Linked DNA regions of Homo sapiens: regions 2 and 3 are each linked to region 1. A link is a loop called in an ENCODE intact Hi-C map of the cell type or tissue named here. Cell type or tissue: heart right ventricle. All regions are shown on one strand. Links, peaks and the distances in the headings refer to the core of each region. The heading gives the core; the rest is flanking DNA.

Region 1 (10,001 bases), core at 3,270-5,769:
GCATGTTCTGCATTCAAGAGTATTGTGGAGGCCAGACGTGGTGAAACCCCATCTCTACTAAAAATACAAAAATTAGCTGAGCGTGGTGGTGCATGTCTGTAATCCCAGCTACTTGGGAGGCTGAGGCAGGAGAATCACTTGAACCTGGGAGGCGGAGGTTGCAGTGAGCTGAGACTGCACCACCGCACTCCAGCCTGGGCAACAGAGCAAGACTCTGTCTAAAAAAAAAAGAGTACTGTGGAATTCATTCTTATGTAGCTGTATGAAAAAGAAAACCAACATCATAAAATATGAGTACTAGTTTGAAGTCCATTACAGACAAATCACACCATTTTTATGTTAGACCACCCCAACCACTTCCCTTTTTTGTTTTTGTTTATTTTGACAGGTTCTCGCTTTGTCACCCAGGCGGAAGTGTAGTGGCACGATCTCAGCTCACTGCAACCTCTGCCTCCCAGGTTCAAGCAATTCTCTTGCCACAGCCTCCTGATTAGCTGGGATTATAGGCACTCACCACCACACCAGGGTAATTTTTGTATTTTTAGTAGAGGTGGGGCTTCACCATGTTGACCAGGCTGATCTCGAACTCCTGGCCTCAAACGATCCACCCACCTCGGCCTCCCAAAGTGCTGGGATTACAGGCATGAGCCACCACACCCAGCCTCCTTTTTGTTATTGCTCAGATTTACAGAAATTTATTTTGCAAAATTTTACCTCGAAGAAACAAGCGAGTGTTTCTCTGTATCCATCTGAGCTCAGGAGGATGCCCAAGTGAAAGGTGTTTAATCCAACTTCTGTTGAATGATTGACTTCTCAGGGACTGTTAATTTGTAAACTCTAAGAAAGGGGGAAAGTTTAAGTTTTTCCGGCTGCCAAACTTTGGGCTTCATGGTGAATCATCAGGACAGGCTTTCTAGGCCAAGTGTAAGCGCTGTTCTGGGGGCCACTGGTCTGAGGGTGGGGGAGCAGGATGTGTTTATTTAGATGCACGGCCAGAGTTCACACACTTGGGGTTTGGGATCAGCCTCCAGGGCCTAAGTAATTTCTCCCAGGAGATGTCTTCGCATCTTATACCCTGTATAGGATCATCACGGACTGCTGATTGAAGAAAAGGGTTAGGACCACTGATCAGAGAGAAGCTACGATTTTTTCTTTTCTGTCTGTCACAGAGGTGTCAGTAAAGGAGAAAGCTTACTTGAAAGGTTTGGATTACCGAGCAGCTCAAAAGAGCTGTTGCTGGCGGGATTTTCTCCTTGCTGAAGTTTTTCTTTGCCCCTAGAATACTAAGCAAAAAGGAAAGAAAAGATGAAAGGTAAGTCCCTCTTTAAAAATACATTGAGTCAACCCATCGCAGAAAAATACAGATTTCTCAACTGACAAATAAGCGGCATCACTGCATTTGGGAATCAGAAAAAGTCCCCACGATAAAGTTATTTGGGAATTAATCAACACTTGGCTCATCCTAGGCGTGGAGCGCTTCGGAATTCACCTCGTGTTGCTTGGAAGCTGGCAGCCCGGTTGTTATATAATGTGAACCCAGAGGCCTGCCAGACGGCCCTCCCTGTGCCCCGGGGGAGTTACAAGGCTCTGTAACTCTTGGAGTCAGTCAATCCTGCAGAACAGAGTCCAGGGGCCTGGTGTGTGCTGTGTTTTACAGATGACACATTAACCTTTGAAATTCTGTCCTCAGTCACCTTCATCAATGCCTGAGCGAACGAAGGAAGGGCCACATGTGGGCTCTTTTTTTGTTCACTTTTCCAAATGGAGATAAGACATGTAACAAAATTTACCATCTTAACCATTTTTAAATGTACAGTTCTGTGTTATTAAGTGCATTCCTATCGTTGTACCAGTATCACCACTATCCATCTGCAGAACTCTGCATCTTGAAACTCTGTGCCTGTTCAGTGGTAACTGCCTGTTCCCCTCCTGGCAGCCCCTGGCAGCCGCCCGTCTCTGAATTTCAGAGCCACTTTCTGTCCCTGAGTTTGACTACTCTAGGTACTCACATAAGTAGAATCACACTGTATTTGTCCTTGTGTATCTATCTGGCTTATTTCTCTTAGCGTAATATCCTCAAGGTGCATCTGTGTGGTAGTGTGTATCAGAATTTCCTTCCTTTTCAGGAGTGAATAATATTCCATTGTACGGATATACCATGTTTTGTTCATCCATCCATCCCTCCGTGGATGGACATGGGTTGTTTCCACCTTTTGACTATTGTGAATAGTACTGCCATGAACACAGTTATACAAATACCTGTTTGAGCCTCTGCTTTCTGTTCTTTGGGGTACTTTCCCAGAATTGGAATTGATGGGTCATACGGTAACAGACTCCTTTTTTAAAAAAGAAAAGTATCTTGAGAACTTGGGAGAGCCACCCTAGGAGTACTTACTGGGCTGGATTGTTTGCTCCGTCTCCTTTTGCCTCCAGGTACAGCCCATAGGCCTCTGTCCTCACAGATGTGGTATGGAAGAGTGGCCCTGTTCCAGGGTGAGATCACCAGTGTAGACCTTCTCAGTTTGACCCTACATCTGATGAACCCCCAAAAGCACAGAGAGGATCTCAGAATGAACTAAAGATCATGGGCTATAAATGACTCCTTCCTTCTCCTTTTCTTCCTTGGATGACAAAGATTGTGGTCACTATACAGTTATGGTGGCCTCAAGTCTGGTAAATCAATGATGTTTCATGTTAGCTGCTCACGGGATTCACCTTGTGGCTTATTGATGTCCAGACCCCGCCTCTGATCCCGCCTCTAGAGATTCTGATTTCATTGGTTTGAGTCCTGGCCTCAGCATGGGGACTTTTGAAAGCTTCCAGGCGAGTCTAATATGCAGCCAGGGTTCTGTAGCACCCAAGTGAATTACTGAACCCGAACCTTTTCTCAATCCCTTTCATGCTGTCTGTTGTCTTTTTGGTTATTTCTTTTTTCTTTTTCTTTTTTAATTTGAGATGGAGTCTCGCTCTGTCCCAGGCTAGAGTGCAGTGATAGGATCTTGGCTCACTGAAACCTCTTCCTGCCAGGTTCTAGCAATCCTCCCACCTTAGCCTCCCGAGTAGCTGGTATTACAGGTGTGCACCACCACGCCCGGCTAATTTTTGTATTTTTAGTAGAGACGGGGTTTCACCATGTTGGCCAGGCTGGTCTCGAACCTCAAGTGATCCATCCCCCTCGGTCTCCCAAAATGCTGGGATTGCAGGCGTGAGCCACCACACCCAGCCAGGTTATTTCTTTGGAGCATATCTTCAGATTTGTACATCTCAGCCCAAGGTTTAAAGATTTGGAAACAGGCTTTTCTGTGTGTGTGTGTGTGTGTGTGTGTGTGTGTGTGTGTGTGTGTGTGTGTTTTAATTAACGAGGATGCATTATGTAACTTTGGAGCTAAGAATGAGGAATGAGGATGCATTATGTAACTTTGGAGCTAAGAATGAGGAGACCTGGGTCATACTTGTGTGTGTGTGTGTGTTATTATCTAACCAGGGATAATGAATTATTTAACTTGGCAGGATCTCAGTTTGTTGTTGTTGGTTTTTTGTTTTTTGTTTTGTTTTTTTTTAAATCTTGGCTTTAAAATTAGGGCATAGATTGGCAAACCAGATAAAAGAATGAAATTAATGATTTTTTTAAAAATGTCCCCTCTAGCTCTGACATACCACGACTCTGAATGAACAGGTGGAATTGATGGGGAGTGAGGAGGCTTGGAGAGAGAGCCCCCGGGTGTGAACCCATCCTGTTCTAACAATAATGAGCTTTGGGATGAAGAGCCTCCCCGCAGGCAGGGGACTGCTGGGAGTTTCTGGTGTCCCAGAAGAAGCCTTCAGGGCAGCTCTGATCAGTAAATAAAAGGATACGAAATAAAAATCTCAAAGGATCCGTAATGAATAAGAAAGCAGGAATGTCGTCCCCAGGGAGAAATGAGTTGGGGGCTTTGTCAGTCACGAGAGAACATAGCACAGGACTCTGGGTCCAATGGAGCTGAACGTCAGCGCCTCTGTCCCCACGAAAATAGTAACTTCCCTGACACCATCCACCTGATGCCAAGAGCTGTTTATATCAACATTTCTTCTCGGGATTCTTTCAAACTTTATACTTACTTCTCTCCTCCTCTGATTCTATTCAAGGAATGTGAATGGCTGAGGTTTTGTTTTGTTTTGTTTTCCTCTCTAGATTAGCACAGCTAATACAGTGGAATTGTGATGCCAGGGTCTATTAGTGTAGAGAAACAAAGAATGCAGTCCTGCCCTGGGCACCAGGGTTTACTTCCATGGTGACTTCTTCTTAAGCCCATGGGAAAGTGAGAGGGAGGTGACCTCCTCACAGTCGGCTCAGCCTCTGGAGCCCGGAGCCGGAGCCAGCCCCATAGTGTGTGGCCATCAGGATGACGCAGAGAGGCGTGTGAACGCAGCCGGCCACTGCAGCTGGTGCACTTGACTCTGGGCAGCGCGTTCCCAGGAACCCGCAGGACACTGAGGACCGTGCGTGATGTAACCCAGATCTGCCAGATGTGGGAGCCAGCATGAGTCACAATGCCGGGCCGTTCATTAAGAAATGCTTTCTGGGTCATCTGGGTGCAGGGCACTGCTGCTTCCCTGCTGTCCAGGGTTGGAGGCATCAAGTCTGCCCACCAGGAATCCCCAAGTTCATGAACATCTGTCTAAAATTATAGCCTGGTTTTCTGAGCTGATGTGGCACAGAGCACACGCACGCTGATGGTCTCTGGCTTGTAATTTGTTAAAGGATCTCACCACTTTGGTTAGTGGTGGGAAATCAGATAATAAAAACATACGCCCAGGTGGGAGGGTCACTTGAGGCCAGGAGTCTAAGACCAGCTCCAGCAACATAGTAAGACTCCGTTTCTGCAAAAAGATAAAATTACCTGGGCATGGCATGCCTGTAGTCCTAGCTACTTGGGAGGTTGAGGTGGGAAGATGGCCTGAGCCCAGGAATTCAAGGCTGCGGTGAGCTGTGATCACACTACTGCCTCCAGCCTGGGTGACAGAGTGAGACCCTGCCTCAAAACAACGACAAAACCAAAAACCAAAAACCCCAAAAGTGTAAGTTGCTGTGAGGTTTCTGCACATTTTAGTAAGATCAGAAATGAGGTGGGGTGTTGGGAGAAGCCAAAAACTGTGCTGGCATTGTGCCAGTGAAATGCCAGCAATCACGAGCGGTCTTCCTTTTTTTTTCTTTTTTTTTTAAAAAAAAAAAGATGTGCAAGATGCCTTATGGTGAATAACAAGTATATTTCTGAGAAGTTGTAAACTAACTCCTTAAAAAAAATCCTTATGGATATAAGACATACAGTCAGAAAAGTTCATGCATGCATCCCTGGGTAAAATCTGACACCCAAGTAACTGTAGCAAGTTGAAGGGTGGCCCCTTAAATATCCCCCAGAGCCTGTGAATATGATCTTATTTGGAAGGAGACCTTTGCAGACATAATTCAATCAAGGATCTTGAGATGAGATCATTCTGGATTACCTAAGTGGACCCTAAATCCAATGACAAGTGTCCTTACAAGAGACAGAAGAGGAGAAGACACAGACACACAGGAAGGAAACATATGAAGCAGGAGGCAGGGATTAGAGCACTGGAGCTGCAAGGAACAGCTGAGCCACCAGAAACCAAAAGAGGCAACAAACGGGTGGTCCCCTCGTGCCTTTGGAGGGAGCCTGGCCCTGCTGACACCTTGATTTCTTTTTTCTGGCATCCAGAACTGTGAGCCAGTAAACTCTGTTGTGTGAAGCCACCAAGTTTGTGGTGATTTGATAAGGAAACTAATAAAATCATCACACCTAGATGAAGAAGCAGAATGTTTCCAAAACCCTGGAAACTCCCCCTCAAGCCTAGTTTCTGTTTTCACACCGCCCCAGGACAGCTACTGTCCTGATTTCTAACGCCGGGGATAGGTTTTATGCCATTTGAACATAATAAATGGAATCTTACGGTGCATCGTCTTCTGTGTCAGATTTCTTCCCCTCCACGCTTTGTGAGATGTGTTTATCCTGTTGTGTGTTTGATGATTCTCACTGCTGCTTAGTTGTAGTGTTCCACGGTGTGAATATACCACGATTTATTTACTCTTCTCCTGTTGGGGGCATTTGAGTTTGGGGCTACGACAAAGAGTGCTGTTACAAATTCTGTTTCGTTCCTTTCTGATGAATATACGTGGGCGCTTTTGTGAGTTACATTCTCAGGAGCTGAATTGTTGGGTCATAGGCTATCTGTGTGTTCAGCTTCAGTAGCTATTGCCAGTTTTCCTATTAATTTTTTAAACACCCCATCCGATTTGGAATCTCTGTGTGAAATGGAGAATCCAATGGTAGATTCAGTAACCACTCTTTAATGTGGCTATTTTATAAGGTCCAAATGTTGAACGCAGGGTTTTCTTGGAGCAAGTTCCTTCCTTAGATCACAATCAGGAATATTCCATGTCTCAGAAGAGCCCATTACAGGGCTGGGCAGGCGTGAAAGCACACCAGTTTCTGGGAATCGGAGAGGCTGGGCTACTGACTGTGAATTTTAAATATTCTTAACCCATCGCTGGAGTGATGAATAGCACAGCTGTCGTATCCTCCATCTCGAGACTCAGAAATAAATTTGCAGTCTTTTAGGAGCTCCAGTTTTAATTCTCCTTTCCAGCTTTTAAGCTCTATGCTCCATAACTTAGGATGCAACCAAATGATATGCAGCATTTCTAAATATTCTGCTTTGATAAGTGAGTGGAAATAGTGCTGGTACAGCGGATAAGACTAGATTAAAACCCAGGGTCCCCAGCTGTCTAAAGAAGATGTGCTGCTTTGGATTTGCCTGATGCCCCAAGATCTTTCTGGAAATGGGGGAGGGTGGCTTTGACCTTGGAAATACTGGAAAGGGGAGGAAAGTGTGGTGATGGTACCTCAGAGGACTGTTTTCCCTCCAGACGTGAGATGGGTGGGATGGTAGCAACCTAGCTATCATTATGACTGATAAGCCTTCTTTTTCCCAATACAAAAGCAATTTGTCTTCCTTGCAGAATGAGAAAAATTCAGGTCCACCAGAAAATAACCACAAACCTGACACCCACAGTTAACCACTGTTGAATATATTTGCATATATACATTTCATATACAAACCTTTCTTCCCATACAAACATTTTATTTCTGCAGTCAACGAGTATGTATTGAATGCCTGCCATGTGCCAGTCCCCAGGGATAGAGCATGAATAAAACAGACAAACCATCCCCTGTCCTTGCGGAGCTGACCTTCCAGTGGGAGCTTATTATACGATACATATGGTACTAAAATGAGATCTTATGGTACATGTTTCTTATCGGTTGCTTTTTTCCACTAACAATATGTGTAACCTCTTTCTTTCTTTCTTTCTTTCTTTTTCTTTCTTTCTTTCTTTCTTTCTTTCTTTTTGAGACGTAGTCTTGCTCTGTTACTCAGACTGGAGTGCAGTGGCGCAATCTTGACTCACTGCAACCTCTACCTCCTGGGTTCAAGCAATTCTCTGCCTCAGCCTCCCGAGTACCTGTGATTCCAGGCACCTGCTACCACGTCTGGCTAATTTTTGTTTTTTTAATAGAGACAGGGTTTCACCATCTTGGCCAGGCTGGTCTTGAACTCCTGTCCTCGTGATCCACCCGCCTCGGCCTCCCAAAGTGCTGGGATTACAGGCATGAGCCACCGTGCCCAGCCCTGTAACCTCTTTCAATGGCAACAGATATTCAGATATAACTTTTATAGATTTATCAATGAACTAAATCCCCAGTGGTTTTGCTTGCTGGTGGTGGCCAGCACATTCGGAGATGGTGACTGCTCTGATAGTACAGGTCCCAGAGTGCCAAAAGGACCAGGGTGCTGCCATTGACTTGCAGAAGCAAGAAGTAGGCTGGGTGCAGTGGCTCACGCCTGTAATCCCCAGGAATTTGGGAGGCTGAGGTGAGCAGATTGCTTGAGTCCAGGAGTTCAAGACCAGCCTGGGCAACATGGCAAAACACCATCTCTACAAAAAATACAAAAATTAGTCGGACGTGGTGCTGCATGCCCGTGGTCCCAGCTACTCAGGGAAGCTGAGGCAGGAGGATCATTTGAGCCCAGGGGGTCAAGGCTGCAGTGAGCTGTGACTGTGTCACTGAACTTCAGCCTGGGTGACGGGGAGACCTCGTCTCAAACTGGCAAAAAAAAACAGCAACAACAACAAGTAGAAGTAAACTTTGGCAATATTGAGCCATGGAGTTGTTTTTTTTTTTGTTTTTTTTTTTTTTTTTTTTTTGAGACGGAGTCTGGCTCTGTCGCCCAGGCTGGAGTGCAGTGGCGCTATCTCGGCTCACTGCAAGCTCCGCCTCCCGGGTTCACGCCATTCTCCTGCCTCAGCCTCCCGAGTAGCTGGGGCTACAGGCGCTCGCCACCAGGCCCGGCTAATTTTTTTGTATTTTTTAGTAGAGATGGGGTTTCATCATGTTAGCCAGGATGGTCTAGATCTCCTTACCTCATGATCCGTCCGCCTCAGCCTCCCAAAGCGTTGGGATTACAGGCATGAGCCACCGCGCCCGGCCTCTGAGCCACGGAGATCTTTTTTAAAAAAACTTTTATTTTAGGTTCAGGGGTACATGTGCAGGTTTGTTATACAGGTAAACTCATGTCATGGGGGTTTGTTGTACAGATTATTTCATCACCCACTTACTAGGCCTAGTAGCCAGTAGATACGTTTTCTGATCCTCTCCTTCCTCCCACTCTCCACCATCAAGCAGGCCCCCAATGTCTGTTGTTCCCCTCTTTGTGTCCGTGTGTTCTCATCATTTAGCTCCCACTTGTAAGTGAGAATATGCAGTATTTGGTTTTCTGTTCCTGCATTAGTTTGCTAAGGATAATGGCCTACAGCTCCATCCATGTTCTTGCAAAGGACGTGATCTCAATTCCTTTTTGTGGCTGTATAGTATTCCATGAGCTGTGGAGATGTTGAGGTTCTTTGTTACCAAGCATTAACTGGCCAGTCCTGACCAATACAGCTATGGTCATAACATATAAAGCACCTTAAGGGAAGAGGACGTTTAGCTAACTCTATGATGTTGTCACGCTGACATGAATAGAGAGGGTTTTGTTTTTTAAGCCAAAGACGTTAATCCATTAATTGGCATTTAAAAGGTAGAAATGCCATTGGATGTAGGAAAGTTCATCTGTATTTGACCATTTTTTATTTATTTTTGACTCTTTATGCTTATAATTTTGGAAATTCCAAAATACAAAGGAGTTTTTGGTGATGCTGGGAATTGAATTCTGAGGAGAAAATGTTGTTGGAATTATAGAGAGTGCTTTTGGAATACTACCAAGCATAGTACTTGACCTTAGAGGAAAAAATGCTGGGGAGCACAACTTAAGATGGGAAAAAAGAACAAGTTTTTAAAATATCATCCCTCTAACGAATGCTTCCGTGATGGAAACACTCCCCTTTCCCTGTTATCGTTCTTCATTTCCTCCTACTCTTTACTTTAACTACAAGTTCTTGTATGCGGTTATTCCCCCATGTAAATTACATGAAAAATAGTTTTAGTCTTCTAACTACATTATCCAATATGCAGCTTTTTAACTAGTTCCAAGAGGCATTTGAGGCCCATGCGTGGCTCCCTTTGAGTTGAGTCATCTAAAGGTTATTGCTCGTCTTAGTAAAACCTGTGCTGTGTTGAGTGCACCGGTGACGACAATGACCCCAGTCTTGAGTCCCAGCCTCCCCGTGTTTACTATGGAATTATCACAGTTCCACTCTTGAGAAATATGGAAAGCACTCACTGTTCACTCTGGTTTAACCCTCCTGAGAGCAGGAGGTATGATTAATCCTGGAAATAATGGGTTCACTCTGTGGGAGCGCTTCAGTGATTTTCAACCCCAGACTCATACATGGTGATTGAAAAGAACTAGTGTGATCACAGAAGGTTAGCAGAATTATTTCTACTTAGAATAGAAATGAGAAGGTTGAGGGTCGTAATTTCAAAAATGGAAAAGTAGGTTTTAAA
Region 2 (10,001 bases), core at 3,135-5,634, 56 kb after region 1:
TGGGCTGCTTCAGAGTCATAATTCATTAAACGAGTATTTGCTGAAATGTACGACGTACAACACATTGTGCAGGCATTGGAGAGAATCCCTTAAGAAATAAGCCATGGTCATGGTTCTTGCCTCCTGATCAAGGTAGGGTCCAAGGCATTTTCATAAGTCCACAGGGCAGTGGGTCCTGATTGTTGGACCGGCCGTAACTAAGATGTTCCCAGTGCCCATTTAATAATGTACACAGACAATTATCATTGACCTATGGACCTGAACGCATGAGCCGGCATAGTGAGTGGATTCTCTTCCTTACATCAATCTGTATGGGAAGTCAAACCACATTCAGAAACTGCCTTATTGATTACCTAAAGTAATTATTAGAGGCACTGGAAATATTCAAAGCCTGTGTAATCACAGCCTACTCTCCAGTTAATGTGGAAATGAGAAAGTTGCTCAAAGGGGAGTTAGAGTCCACAATAATTATTATCACTAAGCAAAGATAGTGTAAACATCCATCTATCGACCACTGGTGTGCTTTGGCTGGTGGTTATGTTGTCTGTGGGGGATGAGTGGCAGACAGGCCAAAAAGGAGGCGTGAGGCTTTAGCAGTTAAGGTCCACAGTTGCCAGCAAGAGAAACTGAGTCTCTTGAGCAGAAAGGACATTTCATGGAAAGATGTTAGGAGCCCTCAGGATCATCTGGAGGCTTAAGAGTGGGCAGAAATCAACAGCCCCATGATGACAGCCATCTTTAAGTAGAGCCAGATGGCGTCATTCTGCCCTCATCACCCCCTACCTCTGCTGCCTGCAGCCATCAGCACCGCAGCTGCCCTGAGTAGATCTGAATTGTCCTGTTTTTCTTTCCACCACTTGTTCCAAAATCCCAAACACAAGTGTCCCATTGGGTTCCCAGACCAAGCCCTGGGCTACCAGTGAATGGGAGAAAGGAACTGCTAAACCGTTTTCCAAAGTGGCTGCACTGTTTTATATTCCCACCAGGAATGCAATAGGGCTCCAATTTCTCCACATAATCACTGACGCTTGCTATTGTTGTCTTTTTGATGATAGCCATCCTAGTGGGTGTGAAGTGGTATCTCGCTGTAGTTTTCATTTGCTTTTCTCTAGTGACTAATGTTGACCGTCTCTTCATGTGTTCATTGGCCATTTGTATATCTTCTTTGGAGAAATGTCTATTCCTTTGCCAATTTTTTAATTGGGTCCAATGTCCGTTGAAAATGCCATTTATCCTTTTAATACATGCCTCTCATTTCCCAGAGATTGTGGGGTTGCTTCATCTTCTGGCCCCCTCCTACAGCATCTGACATACTGTTGATATATAGTACATTATGATGGTTGCCTAATATATTTGGTATATGAGTACTAATGCATTAGTACATTTACATTAGTACTAATACAATAATACATTGGGTAATTAAGAGGGAATCTCGCTCTGTCACCCAGGCAGGAGTGCGGTGCTGTAATCTTGGCTCACTGCAACCTCCGCCTCCCAGGTTCAAGCGATTCTCCCGCCTCAGCCTCCTGAGTAGCTGGGATTATAGACACCTGCTACCACGCCGGGCTAATTTTTGTGTTTTTAGTAGAGACGGGGTTTTGCCATGTTGGCCAGGCTGGTCTCGAACTCCTGACCTCAGGTGATCCGCCCACCTTGGCCTCCCAAAGTGCTGGGATTACAGGCATGAGCCACCACACCCGGCGTGTGCTTGGGCTTTTGATCCAGTTCAGTTAACCAAGTAAGTAGTATGCCTTGACACGTCTTCAAAAATCCTGGTTACAACTGGCATCCAAGGAATGGGGGCATGATACTAATCAAATTCTAGAATAGTGATTCTAAATAAAACCTGTCACCCAGAAACATATGAAGGTGGACTTTTCTTTTGTCACCTTTTCTTTTCACTTCGTCGCTAGCATCTCTCGGATCCCTTCCCACTGAAGCCCAGGAGGGGAGGGAATGGGGGTGGGGGTGGAGGGGCACTGGAGAAAAGATGGAGGCTATTTTTAGGCTTGTTTTTCAACCATGAAGTGTCATGTTCTTCACCACCCTGGCTGCTGGATTAATTAGGCTGTGCTGGCAGCTGCCAGTCAGGGAGGGTTGCCAGCTTCTAACGGTGATTCCGCCTAATGCCTGAATTGATTTTCAGGGAGAGAACATTTTTCCCGCTACATGGCCCTTGCCTTCCACGGCAATGTCTCCTGGCCTCTGATGGCTTTGGGTAGGAGAGGATAAAGCTTTCATAAGTCATGAACTCTTTTTTAACTGATGGGCTTGCAAAGCTACCAGCTGGTCCTTTTACCTAACAGCTTGTTGATAGAACCTTGTGGTCATGGCTTGGGTCTCTCTTTCCCATTTCTGCTTCCTGTTCTCCCAGATCTTCCCCAAAATAAGCTCAGTGCCCAGAACTTGTGTGGCTTTGGGATATTCCACTGCCCGGGCAACAGGCAATAGAGACAGCATCAGAGACATAGACTCTGACCAAATAGCTCATTTTCATGCTATTTTTCCAAGAATCTCTATGGTGATTGTTAACTTCTAGATATACAAAGACAATATTTAGTCATTAAAAAAATACTTATTGAGGCCGGGTGTGGTGGTTCACGCCTGTAATCCCAGCACTTTGGGAGGCTGAGGCAGGAGGATCCCTTGAGGCCAGGAGTTCGAGACAAGCCTGGGCAACATAGTGGGACTCTGTCTCTACAAAAACTTTAAGATATAGGCAGGCGTGGTAGCACACTCTTGTAGTCCTAGCTACTCAGGAGGCTGAGGCAGGAGGACTGCTTGAGCCCAAGGGTTCAGGGTTGCAGTGAGCTATGATGGCACCGCTGCACTCCAGCCTGGGTGACAAAGTGAGACCCTGCTTCTAAAATATGGGTCTCCCAGCACTTTGGGAGGCCAAGCAGGCAGATCACTTGAGGTCAGGCGTTTGAGACCAGCCTGGCCAACAAGGTGAAACCCTAGCTCTACTAAAAATACAAAAATTAACCAGGTGTGGTGGCATGCCTGTAGTCCCAGCTACTCTGGAGGCTGAGGCATGAGAATTGCTTGAACCCAGGAGGTGGAGGTTGCAGCGAGCTGAGATTGCATCACTGCATTCCAGCCTGGGTGACAGAGCAAGACTCTGTCTCAAAATAAATAACATAAAATATGGGTCTCTCTATCCATTTATTCATTTATTTTTATTTTTTTACCAAAATATATAAGCTGCTGCCCATGCTATGTTTGAAAGATGGCTCCTTATCTAGTAATAGCTGGTCAAGTTACTTGACTATGTGAATATTAGACTGTATACATAGTCTATACATATATATATACACACACATACACAGACGGAGAGACAGAAACACCTGCTGGGCATCACACACCGTTCTAGGTGCTGGGGTTGCAATAGTGAACAGAGCAAACATCCCTGCCCTGGTGGGACTTGCATTCCACTCGGGAGTGACAGTGCACAATAGCCATAATAAAGAACAGTATATTGGCCAGGTGCGGTGGCTCACCCCTATAATCCCAGCACTTTGGGAGCCCGAGGTGGGTGGATCAAGACCATCCTGGCTAACATGATGAAACGCCATCTCTAGGAAAAATACAAAAAATTAACCGGGAGTGGTGTCCCGCGCCTGTAGTCCCAGCTACTCGGGAGGCTGAGGCAGGAGAATCACTTGAACCTGGGAGGTGGAGGTCATGCCACTGCACTCCAGCCTGGGTGACAAAGTGAGACTCCATCTCAAAAACAAAAACAAAAACAAAAACAAAAACAAAACAGTATATCGTCTAGAATATATACTTTTATATAGTCTGTATACTTATGTATATTACATATTATTTATATAGGGAGACTATATATGTATATATATATATATATATATTTAGAAGGTGATAAGTGTTATGGAAAATAATAGAGCACATGGGGTGCTTCCTTCCAACCTTTCAGTCCATGCTATCCTATTCTGTCCCCATCTGAGTACTTAAGGACTTGTGAGGGACTCTCATGCTACCGGGCCCCTCTTCCCTGTGCTCCTGTAGGAACTCATAGAAACAGAATGTTTAGGCCTGGTTGGGATCTCAGAGGTTTTCCAGGAGGCTTTCCACCTGGGTTCTGCCTCACTGCTGATGGATGATGGTGTGTCCTGTGTCGCCTTGCCAGGGGCTTCTCAGCACACTGTCCACATAACCCTGATGCTGTCCAAGCTGAGCCTTCCAGGAACCTGCAGGAGGCAGGCTCCTTTTCCCAGAATCCTGACACAAACTGTCTTGTTAAGCAGGGAGGTCGGGGGTGGGGCCCGTGAGTCCAAGTTCAAGGAACTTGGTTTCTGGCCAGTCCCTGCCGGGGAGGCCCCGGCAGCCTTGCCTCCCACAGCTGATAACTCTGGTCCCGAAACTGCTCACTTCCCTACTGCCATATAAACAATTACATTAAGAGCACAAGTAAAAGACCAGCCAGAACAATCACTTAGAAGAGTAACTAAATGAATCAGAGCAGCTGGAGAAGATATTTTAAGACCCCAGAAATCACTGCACATAGAACTGGATGGGGGCAATTGATTATGAATCAAACAGATGTCAATTGCCAGTTTTAGTACAAGAAGGAAACAAAAGGTCAGTATATTCCTCCTGGACTATCTTGTGAGAAATGAGGATATGAAGGTAGCAGAGTTCTATTTAAAATGAGCTGCAGTCATTTCAGCATAATCTCAGTGCAGAACATGGCAGGTTTTAGGTACGCTGTTGAGAAGAAAATTCCAGGACTGTCTTTTCTGCTGGGAATGTTCAAGTTCTGGTAAAGGCCAGGTGCACTGGCTCATGCCTGTAATCCCAGCATTTCAGGAGGCCGAGATGGGAGGATTGCTTGAGCCCAGGAGTTTGATTCCAGTCTGGGCAACATAGTGAGACCCCATCTCTACCAGAAAATTTAAAAATTAGCTGGGTGTGGTGGTGCATGCCTTTAGTCGCAACTACCAGGGAGGCCAAGGCAGGAGGATCACTTAAGCCCAGGAAGTCAAGGCTGCAGTGAGATACGATCATGCCACTGTACTCCAGCCTGGGCAACAGAGCGAGACCCTGTCTCAAAAGAGAAAAAGAACAAAATAAAATTTCTAGTTAAGACCACCGTAATTCTGACCCCTGTTGAGAAAATGAAATTAGACTCTATTTAGACACGTTTGGCCTAATGATGTTCAAAACCTCCTGGAGCCAAAGCCCAAGTGAGCATACATTGCAATGTGAGATCAGGTACCAGGGGGAGTTTTGAATTTTGTGATCATAGGGATCGTAAAGTACCAGAAGCTTCTAATGGAGGGATGATTTAGGTTCTGCTCCAGAAGCTCTTTATGAAGTAGGTAAACACCCATAACCTGAGACCAGTTCAGATTATGCCTGCCCCTGAACCTTCTTATTAAATCAGTTGTGATTTCGGGAACCTTGGGGAATTTATGACATGAGAGATGATCTGCCAGGGTTCAAAACCTTGTTGCTGCTGATGCTTTGGGCTGGATCTTTATTTGCTGTGGTGGTGGGGGGCGGCTATCCTGTGCATCATAGGAGGCTGAGCCGCACCCTGGGCCTCTCTCTGCTCAGTAGATGCCAGTAGCACTGCCCACCCCACCTCGCCTCTGTTGAGACAACCGAAAATGTCCAGACATTGCCAGGTGTCTCCTGCAGGAGGCAAAATCTCCCTCTAGTGAGAACTCCTGTTCTAGGGTGACCAACCATCCCAGTTTGCCTGGAACTGAGGGATTTTCTGGCAGGTGGGACTTTCAGTGTTAAAACCAGGGAAGTCCCAGGCAAACCAGATGAGTTGTCCACTTGGCTGTGTCATTGATATGTTCTATTTTATACCAACGTTTAAAAGTAAGAACCCGGGCTGGCCATGGTAGCTCATGCCTGTAATCCCAACACTTTGGGAGGCCAAGGCGGGTGGATCACTTGAGGTCAAGAGTTCGAGACCAGCCTGGCCAACATGGTGAAACTTTGTCTCTACTAAAAATACAAAAATAAGCCTGGCGTGGTGGCATGCACCTGTAATCCCAGCTACATGGTAGGCTGAGGCTGGAGAATCGCTTGGACCTGGGAGATGGAGGTTGCAGTGAGCCGAGATTGTGCCACTGCCCTCCAGCCTGGGCGACAGAGCAAGCCTCTGTCTCAAATAAATAAATAAAGTGAGTAAGAAACCAAAGCTTTTGAAAAGTCTGTCTTTGGGAGGCATTGACAAGGCATCTGGGGGAATATGATGCTGCTTGTGGTATCATTTTGCCCCTCTTTTTCCTCAATGTCTCTAAAGCCTGAGCCCTGGTGAGATGGGCCATTGGAGGTTTGATCCTAGCCCATAGACCAAGGAGACTCGATTCAAACTTGCTGCCTTTCTAATAGAGAGGCTCTTGTTTGACACTTAGAGTGAGCATGAGTGACAGACTTTTTCTTGGAATTGTAGGCTGTGTGACAGTATACATCATGAAAGTGACAGCAACAGTGGGGACTAATTTAATTCCATTTTCCTTTGCAGGCCCTGATAAATCATTGCTGCAGGGAAAAATAAATTTTACTTTCTCAGACAAATGATTGGAATAATGATGTGCTGTGAGGAAATCGGGGGCTGAGAGAAGATCTGTTGGTGGGCTTAAAAGTATTTAAATAGCGCATCATGGAACTTGTTGCAAATACCTCTCGCGTCTGGCCTGGAAAATACCAGAAGGAACCTCCTTTCCAGACTGATTAGAAGAGTTCAGGCCGGGCGCGGTGGTTCATGCCAGTAATCCCAGCACTTTAGGAGGCCGAGGCGGGCGGATCACCTGAGGTCAGGAGTTCAAGACCAGCCTGGTCAACATGGCGAAACCCTGTCTCTATAGCTTGAACCCAGGAGACGGAGGTTGCAGTGAGCCAAGATTGCGCCACTGCACTCTCGTGTGGGGATAGAGCGAGACGTCTCCCAAAAAAGGAAGAAGAGTTCCATAAAATATCAGCTATCTTGACTAAATGATCGTGGTTTTTTAGGCCATCTCAATGGAAAAGGTCATTGATTATCGTGCTGCATATCCTATATAAGTTGGTGGCTGAAACAGCTAAAATAGATTCTAGAATCTGGGGTCCTGAGGGACCATTTACAAATAGAAAAAGTCTCGACTTGGATGGAAAATTGCCAATAATTTTCACCTCCCTTCCAGAAAATGACTGTGGCTCAGGAGTATAGTTCTGCTGGGAGGCTTTTAAATTGCTATAGGAAATGAATTACGGGGCGAGGAGGTACTTGGGCCCCGGACTACTACTATGCATGAGGATTGGAGTGAATTTGAGGAGGGGTGCAATGTAGATGGAACCCCTGCCCACAAGAGGACAGTGGAGAAGGGGCTTTAATACCGTAGGGAGACATATGCGCTTTGTCTAAGCTAAACAATGCCTGGCTTACGTGAGGGAGATTCTCCAACCCTGAGTCAGTCCATTAAAAGCACAAGAAAATCACCTGCCTGCAACCAGAATCCACATCTTCCCACACTACCATTGGCATATTGCGCTAGGGTGTGGGGGCAAACAGGAAGGAACCAGGGGAAGTTTTGCTCATGACCATTTCCTGCACGCGAGCCAGTGTAATTTTCCCACTGTCAGCGTCACCTGAGTTGCACTCCAACTTCGGTGATGGATGGAATACATCATCAGCGAAAGCTATAAAAACCCCATCCTTTTGAGCAGCGTGAACGTAAGGGAAATGAGCAGTTACTGCAGAGAGGATTTTATAGGAGTGAAAAATTCTGCATCAGAGCAGCAAGAAGGATTGTTATGTGAATGATCAAACTGCTTCTGCTGACTCCTCAGAGCCCGCCTAAGAGCAGGGGCCTTCATCTGACACTCACTCCACTTCCGGGGAACTTTGCTTTCCTATTTGTTTTAACCCTGATTAACAGCGCAGAGCTATGGGTTAGGTCCGGCCAGCCACTGAGAGTCCATCTTTGTGTTTTCAAAAGCCAGGCCTGGTTACTGTCAGAAATAAGAGAAACAACTGGAAAAGACAGGCAAGGTACGCAGTATTTTACGGGCTCTGATTGTCATTTAGATTTCGCATCCAAGAGGGGTTTGAGACTTGGGGTTCTGTTAGCTCCATGTCCCTTCCAGCCTCCTGGTTCTATCAGCTTGGAATTCAAAACCGCTTCTTGATGTTTCTTATTTCCAACATGTAGCTAAGTTGCTGAGAGTATACGTCGTCTTCCTGGATCCGATCGACTGCTAGGCATGAGTGGCCCAGACACTTAGCTATAGGCCCCAGAGTAGAAAAGTAGCAAATGGTAGCCTCTGGAAGGACAGAAACACTTGGTTATCGGGCTGGAATAAAAATGAAATCATGGGCCGGGCGCAGTCGCTCACACCTGTAATCCCAGCACTTTTGGAGGCCGAGGCGGGTGGATCATGAGGTCAGGAGATCGAGACCATCCTGGCTAATACGGTGAAACCCCGTCTCTACTAAAAATACAAAAAATTAGCCGGGCGTGGTGGCTGGCGCCTGTAGTCCCAGCTACTCAGGAGGCTGAGGCAGGAGAATGGCGTGAACCTGGGAGGCGGAGCTTGCAGTGAGCCGAGACTGCACCAGTGCACTCCAGCCTGGGTGACAGAGCGAGACTCCGTGTCAAAACAAAACAAAACAAAACAAACAAAAAAGTGAAATCATGCAGATGTATCTTAAGGAATAGAAATATTACATATTTCAATATAATATTTAAGGAATTAGCTGGGGCTGCACTGTTCTCTAAGTTTTGCCTCTGAAGAAAAACAAAACATTGCTTTCTGGTTTGCAAAAGACCCTGGGACCTGTGCCTTTTGAGAATTTGTTTTCTGCAAATGACTGCTCCAGAGGAACAGCTGTGTCATTTTATTGGCTTTCTAATAACTTTCCGAAACAAATTGCTGCAAATTAGGTGGATTAAAACAACACAGATTTATCCTCTAGCAGTTCTGGGGGCCGGAAACCCAAAATCAAAGTGTTGTTTTCTTCTGGGGAAACTGAGAGAGAATCTGTCCCGGGCCTCTGTCCCAGCTTCTTGTGTTCTTTGGCTTGCAGCAACATCATTTCCATGTCTGCCTCTGTCCTTGCATGGCTGTCCCCTCGGTGTGTCTCTGAGTCTCAAATCTCTTTCTCCTTTCTCTTATAAGGATACCAGTCATTGGAGTTAGGGCTTACCCTAAATCCAGGATGATTTCATCTTGTGATCTTTAAATTAATTACATCTGCGAAGAGCCTATTTTCAAATCAGGTCATATTCACAGTTACTGGAGATTAAGATGTGGATCCATCTTTTGGGGCAGACACAATTCAACCCACTACAACTGTATTTTGTTGCTCTTCCTATCTCTAAGTTGCTGCTCTCTGTTGGTTTTGTCCATTTTCAAAATGTCACTTGTATGAGTTGCTTAGGCTGACATCTATCTCTAAGATTAGCTTCCTCTCCCTGCCAGTGTTTGGGCTTAAACATTCCGTGATACCACTCCTAGGAGGCAAAGGTCAGGCTGGCCAACCCTCCAAACATGGAACCCTTCAGGCCCTGAATTCTCATGTCTTTGCAAATCCAAAGAGGACAGGCTGACAGTCTGATGGAGTCCCCCACCAGGCTGTAGCCTTCTGTCTTTACACATTTTGAGAGCACTTGAATATGCACGGGAAAAAGTTAACTATGACAAAGACCGAAGAGATGGGGAAAGGGCAGCTGTGGAGAAAAGAGATGCCCCAGAATCCCCCTGATTTCTCCAGCATTTTATCCAGAAAGATGTGGTAGTGTGGTGAGACTCTGAACAGACTCCAATTGTCTTTTTTCTTTCTTTCCTCTTAGCAAACTGCCTAGTTGGGCTAGAGCTGTTGTCCCCAAAATATTTTATGTGACAGAGAAGGCTTGGAACTATTATCCCTACACAATTACAGGTAAGTCCTTAGTACAACCATATGGCACATGTAGTGAGTGCAAGGACATAGCATAGTTGAATTTCACTGATTTACAGTGGATTATCCAAGCAGGGCCTTGTGG
Region 3 (10,001 bases), core at 3,905-6,404, 110 kb after region 1:
TACTGCCGAAGAAAATAACTTTGTAGACAGACCTGATTAAAATAGTATATTCGGGCTGCTCAGAGGGAAAAGTAAAGGAATAATGTTCATTTTAAAAGAATGAGAAATTAGGAACCAAAAAAGAAACAAGAACAGAGGATTTGAAAAAGAACCAGTTTGAAATTCAGGGACTGAATCATTGAAATGAAATCTAAGTGGATCAGATAAACTAGGCTAGATACAACTGAAGAGATAATTAGTGAATTGGAAGATATTAATAGTATTGAGAAATACAACCCATTTCATAGCACAGAAATACAAAGAATTTTTTAAATACATAGTTAAATTAGGGAGAAAGAATGAGAATTGCCATATAGCTAACTCATAGGAGCAGAAAAATATTAGGTTGGTGCAAAAGTAATTGCGATTTTTGCCATTAGTTTTAATGCAATTACTTTTGCACCAACCATACAATGGAGGAAATAACAGAAAAGCAATATTTGAAACAATAAAGGCTGAGAATTTTCTAGAATTGAAGAGAGACATAAATCCTTACATCAACGTATATTTGAGTAATAACAATAATGGTAAACACTTATTTAGCCCTTATGTTCCAGACCCTCTTCTATATGCTTTCTATGTATTAACTCATTAATCCTCTAATATCCCTTGGATAAGAGTAATTTACATGTGAGTAAACTGGAAAAGAGAGAATGTGTGTAGTTTGCCCAAGGTCACACAACTGGGTGGTGGGATTTCACCCCAAGCAGCCTGGATACCCTCTAATACTTCTCTAAATCCTAAAGGGATTAAAAATAAATCTATACCTGGACACATTGTCATGAAACTGCAGATTATCAAAGATTTTTTTTTAAGAGCTCCTCTAGAGGAAAGACAGATCACGTACAAAGGGACAATCCTCATCCTAATAGTGGACTTCTCATTAGCAACAGCTGGTCAATGAAGACAATGAAAGGAGAGATTCTAAAACCCAGGGCAAGGCATAGAACACAAGAAACAAATGTGGGCCTATCAAATGATACAATGTTATACATTAACTTAACTGTGAAATACTGAGGAAGGAGCTGGTAGGCCAGTGAGTTTGGAGTTACAAGAGGAAGAGCAGCTGGGCACCCCGTGGCTCATCCCTGTAATCTCAGCACTGTGGGAGGCTGGAGAAGGAGGATCACTTTATCCCAGGAACTCAAGACCAGCCTGGACAACATAGTGAGACCCCATCTCTACAAAAAAAAAATTAAAAAATTTGGCAAGCATGGTGGTGCGTGCCTATAGTCCCAGCTACTTGGGAGGCTGAGGTGGGAGGATCACTTGAGCCCAAGAGGTTGAGGCTGCAGTGAGCCATGATTGCGCCACTGCACTCTAGTCTGGGTGACAGAGCAAGACCCTGTCTCAAAAAGAAAAAGGAGGGAAAGAAAATAAGAGGAAGAGCCTGCCCCCGGGAAGCCAGAAAGTGAATGGTCTTCGTGAACCTCTGAAATAGAAGGAAAAGCAGGGCAGGCAAGGAGGGGGAGAAGGGGCAGAGAGTGACGAGCACACGCAGAAGGTCTCTAGTTTCCAGTAATATGGGAAGAAAGGTCATCTCCTGTAAAGGAAGGGGTCAGGAAAGAGGGGGCTGAAGGAGGGTAATAAAGGTCAAAGATAACCTTTATGGGAAATGGATGAGAAGCGTCAAAGGATTGCTTGAAAGTCTTGGCAGTGTGGTGATTTGGGAAATGTTGAATGAGTGGTACCATCAGCCTACATAATTGTGGCGTTTTCCCAGCTGTGCTTTGCAGCCTGCGTGTAGGAGCACAGGAAATGGTTGAATTGATTCAGGATTTGTCTTCAGGGTAGGTTCAGCAAAGTATGGAAAAATTGAGCAAGTGAAGGTCAAAATGAGCTTTGGAGTCCAGTGAAGACTCTTGGGAATTGGAGAGCTTGGTGAGGTCAAGGAGAAAGTGTCCTGGGAGTGAGAGTAAGAGAATACAGGTTGGGGTTGGAGCAAAAGTAACTAGAGCTTTCAGATTTCAGAAGTGGAATAATTCCAGGAGATTCAAGACCCCAGTGGAGCTTGAAGGGAAGTGGTTAGAGGTGGAATGGAGGTGAAGGTCGTTGGAGGAGAAGGAAAGGAAAAGGAATGAGGAGGCTGGGCCTATAGTGTTGATGGGCTGCCCATGTGGACACTGAAATCATAAAGATGTGGATATAAAGTAGGGTAAAGTGGAATCCTGGGCATGGTCCAGAGAGTTCATGAAGCCAGGGGTCAGGTGGTCTGTAAATAACAGCAGTCATCATCAATCACCAATGAGGCGTGTGGCTAGAAAGCAGGGGCCTGGAGGAGGAGGGCCCTGGAAAAGTGCCACTCATTCTACAAGTGACCACTAACCTTGGGAATTTTTTTTTGGTGGTTGGGGGGATGGATCTTGCTCTGTCGCCCAGGTTAGAGTGCAGTGGTACAACCTTGGTTCACTGCAACCTCGACCTCCTGGACTCAGGTGATCCTCCTACCTCAGTCTCCCAAGTAGCTGGAACTACAGGTGCATACCACCATGCCCAGCTAATTTTGATATTTTTTTTTTGTAGAGATGGGGTTTTGCCATGTTTCCCAGGCTGGTCTCCAACTCCTGGGCTCAAGTGATCCTCTTGCCTCACCCTCCCGTAGTGCTGGGATTACAAGCATGAGCTACCACACCAGGCCCCTGGGTCACCTCTTACACCAGAGCCAGTGGGTTCATTTGATCAATCTGAGCAGTACTCACAGGATTCAATTGTCTTCTCACACCTTTTCCCCAGGTTTCAAAGTCAGAGCCACTTGCTGACTTGAGTGATTATGGCAGGGCCCCATCTAATGGCCTTTTTGCAAAGTACAGCTGGAGCAAGCAGGCTCGCCTGTGCCCCTTTTCTCATCAAAAGCAAGGCAAAGAGGGTATAGATTAGACTAGCAGGCCCCGGCTAGGAAGTAACATCTTCAAGAGTAAGAAGTAATCATGATGGCAGCCATGTGGATATTGACTCATAATAATGGTGATGGTCAGACGGATATTGGCAGGAATATTTACATGAGCCCAGCATCTTGCCAACCTGTCTTTAGATAGCCACAGTCTCATGAAATCTTCACAGATATTAATATCCCCATTTTACAACTGACACTGAGGCTTAGTGAGAGCCAGCGGTCTGCACAGCCTCACAGCTAGCAAGTGTCAGATCTAGGACTCAATTCTAGGTTAGTTTAGCCTTGGAGCACGTGCTCTCATGTAACTAATCTGCTGTCTTTGGCTCTAAAAATGAAATAAGACTGTAGGTAGAGCCAGGCGCGGTGGCTCACACCTGTAATCCCAACACTTTGGGAGGCTGAGGCGGACGAATCATTTGAGGTCAGGAGTTTGAGACCAGCCTGGCCAACAAGGTGAAACCCTGTCTCTACTAAAAATACAAAAATTAGCTGGGCTTGGTGGTGCATGCTTGTAATCCCAGCTGCTTGGGAGGCTGAGGCAGGAGAATCACTTGAACCAGGGAGGCAGAGGCTGCAGTAAGCCAAGATCCAAGATGGTGCCACTGCTCCAACCTGGGCAACAGAACGAGACTCTGTCTCATAGATTTAAAAAAAAAAAAAAAACTGTACATGGAGTCAGCTGCTCTAAAGTCTGGTTGAAAGTTTAAATTTTCACAGTGAGGAAAGGGAAATAAGTCACTCCCATCTTAAAGAAGCATTGTCAAAGGAATATTTTTCTCCTTCCAAGTTTTACAGGGAGGCAAATATTCTGAAAGGAATTATCGTGGTAATAACATCCCTTACCTGATTTTTTTCAAAAACTTTTATTACTAGGAATTTTCTCAGATGTAATGCCATATAATGGGTGTTTATCAACTGGAATAGTGAGGGAAAATGGCTTTCCAGCCATGTGTCTAGTTTTTACACATCTTCAGACATGGATGGAAGGCAGAGCTGGGTTGCCTCAATTCTGGGTCAAGTCAGCTTCCCCTGGATTAGAAGGGGAGGCTGGTAGGCTAATAGCAGGATGCTGGTGACATATGAAGGAGGGGTTGTTTCTTATGAAAGCAGATTCTCAGAGAAAGAGGATCTGCGTAGGAACACCAGAGAGATTGGCCTCAAAGACCCAAAAGCAAAAGAAATAAGTTAAAAATAAAACAGTCCTAGGCCAGGCACGGTCACTCACGCCTGTAATCCCAACACTTTGGGAGGCCCAGGCGGGTGGATAGCTTGAGGTCAGGAGTTCGAGACCAGCCTTGCCAACATGGTGAAACCCCATTTTTACTGAAAATACAAAAATTAGCCAGGCGTGAAAGCATGTACCTGTAGTCCCAGCTACTTGGGAAGCTGAGGCACAAGAATCACTTGAACCCAGGAGGCGGAGGTTGCAGTGTGCTGAGAACTTGCCACTGCACTCCAGCCTGGACAACAGAGTGAGACTCCCTCTCCAAAAAAAATTAAAATATGACTGGGCATGGCTCACATCTGTAATCCCAGCACTTTGGGAGGCTGAGGCGGACGGATCACCTGAGGCCAGGAGTTTGAGACCAGCCTGGCCAACATCATGAAGCCCCATCTCTACTAAAAATAAAAAATTAGCTGGGTGCGTTGGGATGCGCCTGTAGTCCCAGTTACTCAGGAGGCTGAGGCAGGAGAATCGTTTGAAACCGGGAAGCAGAGGTTGCAGTGAGCCGAAATCGCGCCATTGCACTCCAGCCAGGGCAACAGGGTGAGATTCTGTCTCAAAATAAAATAAAATAAAACAAAACAATAAAATAAAATAAAACAAGGCTAATGATAAACCCAGGGGCTCCTTGGCAGGAGCAAAGCTGAACCGAGAGCTCTATTCCTAGAGCCCTATGTCTGAATAATTTATTTTTCCTATCTCATAGTCCCTATGTGCCTTCCTCAGCTGAGATCAAGTGCCAAAGGACATCTCAAAATACCCACAGCCAAAACTTCTCAGCATAGCTCCCTGCATGGAGAAGGAGACAGCTCTGCAAGTCTTTGTCCTGAACCGTTTACGGATTTTCCATGGTCTGCAAGACCTTGGACTCACGCCGCCTGCCAGCTGGCAGCCGCTGTCCAGCCTGGGAACAGAGCTTGCTCCGGCCTGTGGCGAGTCCTCCCGGGGCTTATCGTGAATTTCCCCGGTTTTGCATCTTCATCCTGAAAACCTCCCGACCTTTCCTTAATGAAGATTTTAGCTGGGGGAAATTGCATTAGTGGCTCGTGTTTTTCTGTCAACCTTCTAAATTATGTTAGTTGTAAGTAAAAAGAGTACAGTAAGTCCTTTTATCCGTTGTGGGCTGTTCCTGGGAATCATAATGGACAATAAAATAATAAGTAATGGACAGGAAGATGCTCTTAGAACCAGTTCGGAAAACTCTTCCAGTGCCAGACAGAAACCAGCCACCTGCGCCGTTATCAGGACATCAAGTGAAGCCAGTAAACACTTGTGGAGCTCCTTTTAAGTCCCAGCACCAAAGAATAATACCTAACACTTCTAGTTAAGAGAGCATCGTACTGAGTATTATCTCAGTTAATATTCATAACAGCACATAAGTTCAATGCTCAGTTTGCAGATGAGGGAACTGTGGTTGAGAGATGTTTTTAATACACTGCCCAAGGCCACACAATGAATAGCTGACAAAACTGAGATCTGGGGTCTTTTGATTGTGTGTCTTTCTCTCTCCACACTCCACCTCAGCTGCTCAGAAGCAGATCCTGGGGCCAGAATGGACCTCTGTAGGAAGCCTCAGAGATGGAAGCTTTCTGCCCTCAACTGGCTGACTGAATTGATGGAACAGTGGGTGATAAGCGAGGGAATTATTTCGTAGTTTGGTTGAAAAAAAGTCTTCAGCATGTAAATATGTCTTACATAAGTCATGAAAAATGGGACTGAAAGAAATGAGAGACAAGAGGGAAAAGACAGAAGTATTTTCTTTATCAAACCTTGGGGAAAAGCATCTTTTCCTCAAATACCCAATGCAGTATGTATGGTTTTTGTTGTTATTATTAAGACAAGGGACCCTTTTTTTACCCAGACCCAAATTCAACTGCCTTCAAAGAGATGGGACAATGTTCTTAGAGAGTGAAGTTTCGCACTGAAAACCAGCTTTTCCAAAGAGCTCCAAAGAGCACGTTTAAATTCGGCTAAGTCGGAGACGTTTGCAGATGCAGGCCTGAGACCCCTGGCCCACACTTGGATGACGAGGCGTAAAGTGAGGACCCTTTGCCTGTAAGGCTGTGTCTCCATCTCAGAAACCTATTTAAAGCCGAACTTTATAATGGAAACACAGCCACAACCTGCTATCAGCAACCACGATATTAAACAGGCATAGAGCCAATAGCAGTGGCGTGAAGCCAGCGAGGAAAGATTAGCATCACAAGTAAGAGATTTTAGGCTCAGGGCCAGAAGAGGGTTTTTTTTTTTCTTCTTCCCTTTTTATTAAAAAATAATAATAAAAAGGGAGAGAGAAAGAAATAAAAAGAGGTGGAAAGGTGCAAAAGAATTCCTGTTTAGCCACCCTCCCTGAGATTGTTCTCCTTGGTTATCCAGATAAGTACAGAAACAAACCACTGCCTGTCTGAAAACCTGGCAGTCGCTTGACCTTAAAATGGTCTCTGCAATAACCCTTCCAACCTGCTCCGCTCTCCTGTCCTTGGCTGGCCCATGTGCAGAATGGAGCGTGTGACCTCCAGCACGGGGAAAGTAATAATCAGTAAGGTTCATATTTTCCACTTGGAGTTAGAGGAAAGACCATGTGAGCACAACTTTGGGTTGCTATCTTTTTGCCCTGCGCTGCTGTAGGAAGAGACATGCAGTGGTTGGAAGTCTCCCTACTGGCAGAGCGTCGTTCCAGCACCCAGTTTGACTTTGTGCAAGATGGTGCTTTTCTGACTACCTCCTCCCTTTAAGCTGCAGCCTTCTGAAATCTCAGCTTTCAGGAAAGGATGCCAGCCCCAGGAGTTATAGGATGCAGCAGAGCAAAGGTGGCATTTTCCAGGTGAGCTTCGGGACTGCCCCCCTTGGGCTCTCCCATCCAGGCCATGCAGTGCTGACTGCCCATAGCTTGACCGCTGCAGATGGACAGGGGGTGCTCTGTTGTAAGCAACTCTCAGAGGCTAAGTGACGTGCTCAATCTTGCTGCTTGCTCCAAACCAGCACAAGATTTTTTGTAGCCTTCTTTTACACTTCTTATTTGGAAAATTTCAAACCTACAGAGAAGTTTGTAAGAAGAGTGCAGTGATTCTGGATTCACCAATTGTTAACATTTTTCTCCATTTGCTTTGTCTCTTCCTCTCCATACATATTTACATCATTTCCCCCAACCCCCCAGAACCCTTTGAGAGTCATATACAGACATCATGACTCCTTAACTTTTTTTTCTTTCTTTTTTTTTTTTTTGAGATGGAGTTTCACTCTTGTTGCTCAGGCTGGAGTGCAATGCTGTGACCTCGGCTCACTGCAACCTCTGCCTCCCGGGTTCAAGCGATTCTCCTGCCTCAGCTTCCCGAGTACCTGGGATTATAGGCGCCCGCCACCATGCCCAGCTAAATTTTTGTATTTTTAGTAGAGATGGGGTTTCACCCTGTTGGCCAGGCTAGTCTCAAACTCTTGACCTCAGGCGATTCACCCACCTCGGCCTCCCAAATTGCTGGGATTACAGGCATGAGCCACCGGCCCCGGCCTGACCCTTTACCCTTGAATACTTCATTGCGCCCTAAGAACAAGGGCTTTCCCTTACGTAACCATCGTGCAGTGCTTAGGTTCTGGAAGCTTAACATTGATACAATACTATTATCTGATAGAGAGGCATATTTACATCTTGCCGATTATCGCAAAATGTTTTTTCAATAGCAAATAAAAACTTTAAGAAATTACTAAATGTCAATTAAAAAAAAAAAACAAAAAAAAACAAAAAAAAAAAACCACTTCCTAACTTGCCTAGCTACTCAGGAGGCTGAGGCAGGAGAATGGCCTGAGCCCATGTGTTCAAGTCCAACCTGAGCAACATAGTGAGATTCTATCTCTTAAAAGTTAAATCAGTAAATAAATAAACATTCATGATTCATGTTCCAGTAGAGGCTCACACATTGCATTTAATTGTCACTTTCTTTAGTCTCCTCTTTAATCTGGAGCTGTTTCTCAGCTTTTTTTTTTTTTTTTGAGACAGAGTTTCACTCCTGTTGCCCAGTCTGGAGTGCAATGGTGCGATCTGAGCTCACTGCAACCTCCACCTCTTGAGCTCCAGCAATCCTCCCACCTCAGCCTCCCGAGCAGCTGGGACTACAGGCATGCACCGTCACACCTGTCTAGTTTTTCTAGTTTTTTTTTTTTTTTTTTGTAGAAATGAAGTCTTGCTATGTTGCCCAGGCTGGTCTCAAACTCCTGGGCTCAAGTGATGTGCCTTTCTCAGCCTCCCAAAGCGTTGGGAGGCATGAACCATCACGCCCGGCCTGTTTCTCAGCTTTTCTTTGTCTCTCGTGACACTGACATTTTGCAGAACACTGGCTGGTTTTGTGCATGTCCTTGTTGCTGGGTTTTCCCCATTGTGTTCTCATGATTAGATTCAGACTGTGCATCTTTGGCAGGAATTCTGTATTAGCAATACTGAGTCATTGTGGACTTTCAGAATATCCTTTCCCCAACATGCATGGCTTCCCTGTGATTTTATTTATTTATTTATTTATTTTTATTTTTTGTAGAGACAGGGTCTTCCTATGTTGCCCAGGCTGGTCTCGAACTCTTGGGCTCAAACTATCCTCCTGCCTCAGCCTCCCGAAGTGCTGGGAACACAGGCATGAGCCACTGTGCACAGCCTTCCCTGTATTTTATTTTCTGGCCTTTGAGAAGACTTTAGCCTCCCCTGGTTTCCCAAGCTGTGTTCATCACAGAGCTGGTGTCGGAGGCCTGGTGGGAGAGTTGGTCATGTTCTTCTTCTTCTTCCTTTTTTTTTTTTTTTTTTTGAGACAGAGTCTCACTCTTGTTGCCCAGGCCGGGTGCAATGGCGCAATCTCGGCTTACTGCAACCTCTGCCTCCCGGGTTCAAGTGATTCTCCTGCCTCAGCCTCCCAAGTAGCTGGGATTACAGGCATGCGCCACCATGCCCGGCTAACTTTTGTATTCTTAATAGAGACGGGATTTCACCATGTTGGCCAGGCTGGTCTCGAACTCATGACCTCAGGTAATCCGCCCACCTCAGACTCCCAAAGTCCTGGGTTTATAGGCGTGAACCACCGCACCCAGCCAGTCATGTTCTTCTAAGCACTGGAGAAAAAAGGACAGCTGCCTGTGCTGAAAAGTCACCCCAAGAGAGAGCAGGAAGAATCCCAAAGCAGAGGCGACAGTGGACTCTTTCTATCCTGTGCTCTGAGTCCGGCAAACTGTTGATGAAGCCCTCACGGGGTCATTCACAGCAGAATTGGATCTGGTTAGATCCAATTCCAAAAAAAAAAAAAGCCACATCCCTTGGATCCAGGTTTGCTTTTTGTACCCAAGCTTGGGCATTCCATTTGGATGGTTTTACCTCTTAAATATTACATCCATCCTACTTCTCCATTCCGGCTACCATGGCCCTAGTTAAGGTGTTTATTTCTTTTCTAGAGCAATCTCACACTAAACCCATATCTCCCACAGAGCTATCTGCCCAGGGAATCCACGTAGACTTCAAATCTGATCATTTTCACAGTGACTGGCACCCAAGACCTTCTGTCGCCCGGCCACTACTTTCCTCTGTCGTTCCGCTATTCCATGCTCCCTGCCTCAAACATAATATGCCCAAAATATCAGGTCAGGATACGAGAGTGTTAAGTGCCAGCATTACCTGGGAGCTTGTTAGGATCTCAGGCCCCACCCTAGACCCACTGAATCGGAACCTGAATCTAAGCAAGCAAGATTTCCCAGGTGTTGTGTGCGCATGAAAGCACCGGAGGCACTATCTAGAACCTGCTGGAAGGGCCTGTTCTGTGCAAGGAACTTAAGCTGCCCCTCAGGCTCTGTGGTCCTTGGCACTGAGGCAAGATT

The links. Hi-C counts contacts between places; a loop is a spot of excess contacts. Peaks named below come from ENCODE experiments on the same cell type or tissue, not always from the same donor. Only the 100,000 strongest peaks of a DNase experiment are listed, where the experiment ranks them.
Region 2: it touches region 1 in a loop (2.8-fold over the local background); 7 of 110 quality-filtered maps call a loop at or near these places.
Region 3: a loop joins it to region 1, with 2.6 times the contacts of the local background. A loop is called at or near these places in 15 of 110 quality-filtered maps.

Annotation. Positions count from the first base shown.
Region 1 is chr17:67,486,812-67,496,812 of GRCh38, forward strand. All of the region lies in intron 1 of PITPNC1 (phosphatidylinositol transfer protein cytoplasmic 1), which reads left to right. Among named protein-coding and RNA genes, the nearest start is that of MIR548D2, 20 kb to the left of the region's middle. RefSeq lists enhancers at 523-612, 2,462-2,701. In heart right ventricle, for the core only: no CTCF peak of the experiment used is centred there; DNase peaks (open chromatin) are centred at 3,870 and 4,440; H3K4me3 peaks cover 1,478 bases; H3K27ac peaks cover 2,249 bases.
Region 2 is chr17:67,542,448-67,552,448 of GRCh38, forward strand. PITPNC1 (phosphatidylinositol transfer protein cytoplasmic 1) reads left to right here. Exons shown (of 9, transcript NM_012417.4): 3 at 9,810-9,898. Among named protein-coding and RNA genes, the nearest start is that of MIR548D2, 76 kb to the left of the region's middle. In heart right ventricle, for the core only: a CTCF peak has its summit at 4,238; a DNase peak (open chromatin) is centred at 4,254; H3K27ac peaks cover 2,014 bases.
Region 3 is chr17:67,600,364-67,610,364 of GRCh38, forward strand. The region is part of intron 5 of PITPNC1 (phosphatidylinositol transfer protein cytoplasmic 1); the gene reads left to right. Among named protein-coding and RNA genes, the nearest start is that of NOL11, 110 kb to the right of the region's middle. RefSeq lists an enhancer at 2,518-3,027. In heart right ventricle, for the core only: no CTCF peak of the experiment used is centred there; DNase peaks (open chromatin) are centred at 5,038 and 6,308; H3K4me3 peaks cover 587 bases; H3K27ac peaks cover 1,706 bases.